2 separate regions of the Mus musculus genome follow, and region 1 is linked to region 2. A link is a contact called in ENCODE Hi-C or POLR2A ChIA-PET data. All regions are on one chromosome and are shown on one strand. Each heading gives the region's core, a stretch centred on a gene start or an enhancer-like site at or near the end of the contact. The rest is flanking DNA. Distances are from core to core; before and after follow the strand shown.

Region 1 (3,385 bases), core at 311-2,810, 45 kb after region 2:
ACAGCATGCAGAAAGGAAAATTTTGTAAAAGACCACAGCAAGGCAGTTCTTTCAGAATCCAAATGTACATAGGCTTTCTTCAAAACATCTGGAGATAGAACTCTTCTACTCAAGAGCTTCATCTAAAGTAAAAGATATAGCAGGAAATGTGGATTCGAGGGCTGAGCCAGATCACCGGGTCCTGACTGGCATTAAAGGGAGTGTGCTCAGTTCCCAGGACATGCAGGACTCTGCAGCTAAGAACATGAGCTCCGTTTACCAAGAACATAACATGGGATGGGACAGATGGCTCAGTGGTTATGAGCACTGGCTTGTTCTTTCAGGACCTGGGTTCAATTCCAAGCACTAACATGGTGGCTTACAATTGTCTGTAACGCAAGTGTTTTAATAAAAAAAGAAAAAGAAGCCAGGGACATGTTTGGAAGAGGCATGAACTTGTATGGTGCATGGGAAGGGGGTACCTCTGCTCGCCCATGCTGAGGCATCCCTTCCCTCTGAGGTACAGTCACAGGAAGGTATAGAATAGAAAAGAGAGCCGGGCCGGGTGTGGTGGCGCGCACGCCTTTAATCCCAGCACTCGGGAGGCAGAGGCAGGCGGATTTCTGAGTTCGAGGCCAGCCTGGTCTACAAAGTGAGTTCCAGGACAGCCAGGGCTATAGAGAGAAACCCTGTCTCCAAAAACCAAAAAGAGTTTATTTAGGGCATGGGGATGGGAGTTGAGGAGGTAGAAGAGATGGAGAAAGACAAAGAGAGTAGAGACTGACCTTGAACACATGGAAAGAGGAGGGGAGAGGGGGGATAGAGGGGGACGAGAGGAAGAGAATAAGAGAAGAGGAGCAAGAGAAGAGAGTGAGGAGAGGGCCAGCAGTCCCCTTTATAAGGAGTCAGGCACATCTGGCTGTTGCCAGGTAACTGTAGGGCGGAACCTAGAAGAAATGCTAACAAATCTGACATCTTTTTCTGGCCTTTGTAGACAGCAAGCACACTTGTGGTACACCTACATACTGTCCCGGTTTCAGACCCGGGACAAGCAGCTGAGATGTGTATTTAACATACCAAAGCCGACCTGGCCTCCAGGTTCTTCCAGCATCCCTCAGTTCCTACCTCTTACAGGGCATGGGCACAGCCTGCCCTCTACCCTGAACTTTCCAGCCCAAGAGCTGGGCTTCCTATCATCCAGACATTTTGGTTCTCTCCTCCCCACCTCTCTCTGCATCTCTCTCTCTTCTCTCTCTGCATACATGCTTTCTCTCTTTTTCTTCCGCTCTGTCTCGCTCTCCATGGCAACTGCACTGACCCCCTTCCTTTGTGGCTGGTGAAGAGCTACTCCCCAGTAAACCTGCCTTTCTACCTTAATTTGGTTTGCATTCGCTCATTTCGTTGGCGCAGATAACTTACCACATACACTCATACAATAAAACGAATAAATAATAAAAGTATTCATAAAAAGAAAAGTGACAAGGGGGGGGCAAACTCCAGAGGAAAAGAATACAGAAAGAGGAATCCTCTGTAGGAAGAGAAAAAGCTGACCTCAGCTTCCCGGAGGAGCTGCAGCTGCGTGGCAGCAGGGCAGGACTTCCCGCCCTCCATCAAACAAAGGAAACCTCAGCCCTGCTTCTGCATTTCGCGGCCTCACAGCTCCCCTCACAGCTCCCCTCACAGCTCCCTCACAGCTCCCCTCACAGCTCCCCTCACAGCTCCCTCACAGCTCCCCTCACAGCTCCCCTCACAGCTCCCCTCACAGCTCCCCTTCCCCAGCTCGAATCCACCTTTGCACTGCTGCAGAACCACTCCCGCCCCAGGACTGAATGAAAGAGAAACTTCACGGAAAGACAGTAAGCTTGTACTGCAGGAGCCTACAGACAGACAAAGTTGAACTAAAGACATAAGAGCAACATGGCAGAGGGAGGAAGGGGGACGGACTTTGACATTAGTTAGCATGCCTAAGTCTAAAGAATAGAGCAGTCTGGAGAAAGCAAGCAACGTGGTACGCACACCTTTAATCTCAGCATCAGAGGCAGGTGAGTCTCTGAGTTCAAGCAAGCCTTGTCTATATAGTGAGATAGTCAGACCTATGTCAAAAGATCCTGTCTCAAAAAATAAAAATAAAAAATAAAATAAAAATACTAGGGCATTAGTTCCTGTCACACTGCACCTGCTATCCCAACATTTGGGTGGTGGAGACAGGAGGATCAAAAGTTCAAGGTCAGCCTAAGTTACTTAAGACCCAGTTTCAAGGACATCAAAACAAGCTGGGCGTGGTGGCACACGCCTTTAATCCCAACACTGAGGCAGAGGCAGGCGGATTTCTGAGTTCAAGGCCAGCCTGGTCTACAAAGTGAGTTCCAGGACAGCCAGGGCTATACAGAGAAACCCTGTCTAGAAAAACCAAAACCAAAAAAAAAAAAAAAAAAATCAAGGTCATCTTTGGTTACATAATGAGTTGAACCAGGCCAGCCAGGTTAACAAAAGTCTCTCCCTTAGGGGAAAATAAAAGAGTTTGGAGGGATGAGTCAATGGGTAAAGGAGCCTTGCTGAGAAGTCTAAGGATCAGAGTTCTATCCCCAGGACCCACTCGATGAAAAGACCTGACTCTTTCAAGCTGTCCTCTGACCTTCACACACACTCTCTCTTTTTTAAATTTATTTTTATTTGTGGGAGGGGTGGTGGTTTCAAGACAGGTTTCTCTGTGTATCCCTGGCTGTCCTGGAGCTCACTCTGTAGACCAGGCTGGCCTCAAACTCAGAAGCTCACACTCTCAAACATCATGATGGTGATGATAATAATAATCATAATGATAATAAAGGAACTTGGCAGGTGATTCAGCCTGCTTCAGTTCGAAAACAAACCACGGGGCAGTAGTGGCGCACACTTTTAGTTCCAACACTCCAAGGCAGAGGCAGGTGGAGCTCTGAGTTCGAGGCCAGCCTGGTCTACAGAGCAAGTTCTAGGACAGCCAGGGGGGTACAGTGAAACCCTGCTTCAAAAAAATCAAAACTTAAACCAAATCAAAATGATACCAAAAACCCAAACCACCCAAAATAGACAAATAAAAATAAACAAACATAGTAAGAAAAAAAGTCTACCTAACATCGCTCTGGCAAGCTGTGCTAGCATCCCACCATTGGGGATGAAGAAGCCTCCCCATGTAGACACCAGCTTTGGGCTCCTCCAATCCACACTTAGCTATATAGGAAGGGGGGGGGGGCTTGCTCAGCTGTTACTACTAACCGACAATATCTTGTCTCTATCTGAATACTTCCAACCACGTCTTTGTCTCCGTGTATACTTAATCAGACCTGGGAAGTGTTGGATTTTACAACCTGCTTCTCAATTGGATGGAAAGAAGACTGAGGGCAAAGACGTTGCTCCAGCTCCCCGGTGT
Region 2 (3,741 bases), core at 652-3,151:
CTCTAGAAAACCCATTTAATTTTAAACATTCATGCTAACTAAGTCCAAACAGATCGATACAGCCCTTAAGGCTCCAAAATTTACCCGAGGAAAATACTAATATTCCCATCTATAAACTAACTAGGCATCTCAGTAATAAATTTATACCTAAGTATATTCTTAGTTGCAACCCAACTTCACAATTGGAAATTCTAATCCGATCCCCAAAGATCTTTCACAGCTATTTCTTGAATCCTTAAAGTGGTGCTGATATCCTTAGTAGATTAGGAACTATTTAATCCTTAAACTGCCTATTGTACTGTTTGGTTTTACTTTTATTACTTTGAACTGAGGAAATTTAAGAAAACTGGAGAATAAAGAGTATAAATGGCCCCCTAGAAATACTCAGCGGTTAAGAGCACTGACTGCTCTTCCAGAGGTCCTGAGTTCAAATCCCAACAACCACATAGTGGCTCACAACCATCTGTAATGAGATGATGCCCTCTTCTGGTGTTTCCAAAGACAGCTACAGTGTAGTTATTTACATAAAATAGCAAGCTGGGCGTGGTAGCATACACCTTTAATCCCAGCACTTGGTAGGCAGTGGCAGGCGGATTTGAGTTCGAGGCCAGCCTGGTCTACAGAGTGAGTTCCAGGATAGCTGGAGCTATACAGAGGAAACCCTATCTCGAAAAACCAAAAAAACAAACAAAAACCCCACAACTTCTTTTACAGACCTAGAACTTATCCTCTTGTCGAGAGCCTAGATGGATGCCAAATTTTCCATCATGTCACATCTGCCCTGCTGTTTTGGCTCCAGAAATGCCTCCACTATTACTCGTTTGTTTTTCTACAGCTCCTCTCTCACTTGCCACCACTACCTGATACGTATACACGTATACTCGTATACACACACATATCGGAATAAATCAAATTTTGTTTTATGAGACAAGATTTCTATGTGTAGTAGCCCCGGACTCAAGAGATCGAACAATACCTTCCACCACCAAACCCCAGTGCTGGAATGAAAGGCTAGAGTCATGGCTCCCAATTTTGTGTTTTCATTCTTGCCACCCGGAAACAAATTCTTTCATCTCTTTTCGCACCCTCAGGTCACGTGGCCGGCCCTCCCTTCCTCCAGGAAGGTCTGGCCTTAGGCGTAACTGATCTCTCATTGCCCTTTGGAGCGGATACACTGTGCACCTCAAAGCCAGACTCAGGCTCGTGCACCCCTCAGACTGAGGCGCCCTCCCTTTCGACCGTTATCTACAGCGGGGCTATCCCGTTGCGCGGTGTAATTCCGCCATCACTTACTAAATCATGCATTCATTTTCCTACCACCTGCTCCTCATCCCGCCCCACCCAGCCATGCCCCGTCACCAGTGCGGAGCGGGAGGACCTGCAGCGAAGCCCCGGACCCCAAAGCGGGCACCCCCACGGGGCCCGGGTGTCCCGGATTAGAACCGCGGACGACCCCCCACCACCACGCGCCGGGTGGCGTCGAGCCGCTACCCCTACACGCAACTGATTACAGACACCCGCCGCCCGTCAGGCCGAGTGAGGAAGAGGCCTCCGAGAGCGGCCAGTCTGTGCAAGGAACCCCAGGGCCTAGGGCCACGGGAGCTCCGCTGCGCGAGGCGCCCACGGCCCGTAAATCCGGGTACCCGCCGCGCTGCCCCTCCCCCACACGCTCGCCCGCCCGCGCCTCACAACAAAGCCACGGCTGAGCCGCGGAGGCCGGCGTCGGCCCGCAGCAATGAGCCCGCGTCCGGGGCCGCAACGCCCCCTTTCTTACCCTCCTCCGCTTTTCCGTGCCCGAGAGCACAGCCTTCTTAGGCGAGTTCGCAGCGCCAACCTTCCACGAGAACGGCGAAAGAACACACCTCACCCGCATGGAAGCAGCGGCGAAATGGCTCCGACTGCAGGACCCAGGGGGCGGAGTCGGCGACTCGCGCCTGCGCGGTAGGCCAACTCCGGAGCCAGCACGCCCCGAGGGGGCGGGGCTTGAACCACTTCCGGGCGCCAAACCTGAGGTCGCGCGAGATCTGCTGGCCTAGGCCCATAATTTCCTGTCAGTCGCTAACCAGCTTGGTTTCTGGAAGTTATGTCTCCTTGCCTTTGTCTTTGTAGAGCAAGCTAGCCCACCACTTAACGCAGTCCACTTGCCTCCACCTCTGAAGGCAAAATTTAGAGACATGCCACCATGGATCTCCTTTTTGATAGTTTATCTTACGTAAGGGCAGTGTTACAGGATTAATCCTTTCAGAGTTTATCAGAATAGCCACTTTAAAATATGCCAAAGCAATGTATTTATGGGTGCTGTATGTTAAAATACAAGGACTGAAGTATTTCTGCTTCATCAAAATGCTGCAGGCAGCCGGGCAGTAGTGGCGCATGCCTTTAATCCCAGCACTTGGGAGGCAGAGGCAGGCAGATTTCTGAGTTCGAGGCCAGCCTGGTCTACAAAGTGAGTTCCAGGACAGCCAAGCCTACACAGAGAAACCCTGTCTCGAAAAACCAAAAGAAAAAGAAAAAAGAAAAGAAATAAAATGCTGCAGGCAGTGTGTAGCATGGTGGCACTTGCCTCCAGTCACAGCACCCAGGAAACAGAGACTGACAGACCTCCGTAAGTTCAAAACAGTCTGGTCTATGTTTAAGGAAGGCCAGGGCAACATAATGAGATCCTGTCTAAACAGCAAAGGAACAAAAACCTTAGAAGTTAAAAGCACTTGTTGCTCTTGTGGAAGGCTTGGATTCAGTTCTCAATCACACAGTGGCTCACACACAACCATAACCTCCATTCCAGGGGACCCAGCAGGTACAACCATGGTGCACTGACCTACAGGCCATAAGACATAAAGTAAAATGAATCTAAGACAAGAAAGAGAGCCCTGGCTTATTGGTTTATTGCCAGGGGTGGTGGTATATGCCATTAATCCCATTGTAGTAAAACCCATTACCCCACCAAAAAGAAAACCCTAGCTCAAGACACAACTTCTCCACTTACCTTTTGGCTGGGGAGAGGGACGAGGGACTCTTTTTTTTTTTTTTTTTTTTTTTCCAAGACAGGGTTTCTTTGTGTAGCCCTGGCTATCCTGGATTTGTAAACCAGGCTGTCCTGGGACTCACAGAGATCTGTCTGCCTCTGCCCCACCCCTCACCCCTCAGGCTGGGATTAAAGGCATGCTCCCAATTATCTCAAAATCCTGTGTTTTGTTTAGCTTCAAGTGAGAAGACTCTTGAGTTTAATACTTGTTTTGAGGGGTGTTGTATTTTTGAAGTACTGAAGAGTAACTCAAGGTTACCCTACTACTAAGCTACACTCAAGCCCAGCATCCCCAACCTAGTTGTCTGTTTGTTGTTGTTTTGTGAAAACTAGCATGCCTCAAGCCCCGATTTGATCTCCACCCATGCGAACAGAATTATGGAAACTTCCAAAGGAGAACGGTGTTTAAAACTCCTCAGGCCAGAGGGTGAGTGCAGCCCTCTGCTGGTCGGCTTGCCTAGTGTGCAGAGACAAGGGAGTCAGCGCAGAACACACAGACTGACAGAAATTTCACTTCTGCTACTTTCACCAACCCTTTCTCTATTTTAAGGACCTGCCTCCTTCACACGGTGTTCTAAATTCTACAGGGCCCCTGTGGGGTGGCTTCTTCCTCTCTGCTCATGTGACTTTGTCTGAAAATAAAAATGCAGATCTTGACCCCGGGTGATCCAGCTTCCAAACTTTCCAAAGCCCGCAGAGAAAAAAAGACTTGGCCC

Evidence for each region. Hi-C counts contacts between places; a loop is a spot of excess contacts on that map. ChIA-PET counts read pairs that join two places held with the same protein, here RNA polymerase II (POLR2A).
Region 1: POLR2A ChIA-PET joins it to region 2 with 11 read pairs in embryonic stem cell. The contact joins the enhancer-like site here to the promoter of Dhx9 in region 2. A Hi-C loop is called at or near these places in 3 of 37 maps with a recorded cell type or tissue (Patski, adrenal gland and regulatory T cell). POLR2A ChIA-PET finds 5 or more read pairs at or near these places in 3 of 5 experiments (Patski and embryonic stem cell).

What each region holds. Positions count from the first base shown.
Region 1 is chr1:153,530,836-153,534,220 of GRCm38, forward strand. The region is part of intron 4 of Npl (N-acetylneuraminate pyruvate lyase); the gene reads right to left. Among named protein-coding and RNA genes, the nearest start is that of Npl, 17 kb to the right of the region's middle. Within about 2 kb of position 1,561, at least 1 of the 3 ENCODE cell types and tissues checked has a DNase peak (open chromatin) inside an H3K27ac peak, as active enhancers do.
Region 2 is chr1:153,485,759-153,489,499 of GRCm38, forward strand. It overlaps Dhx9 (DEAH (Asp-Glu-Ala-His) box polypeptide 9), which reads right to left and starts at 1,902. Exons shown (of 28, transcript NM_007842.2): 1 at 1,775-1,902.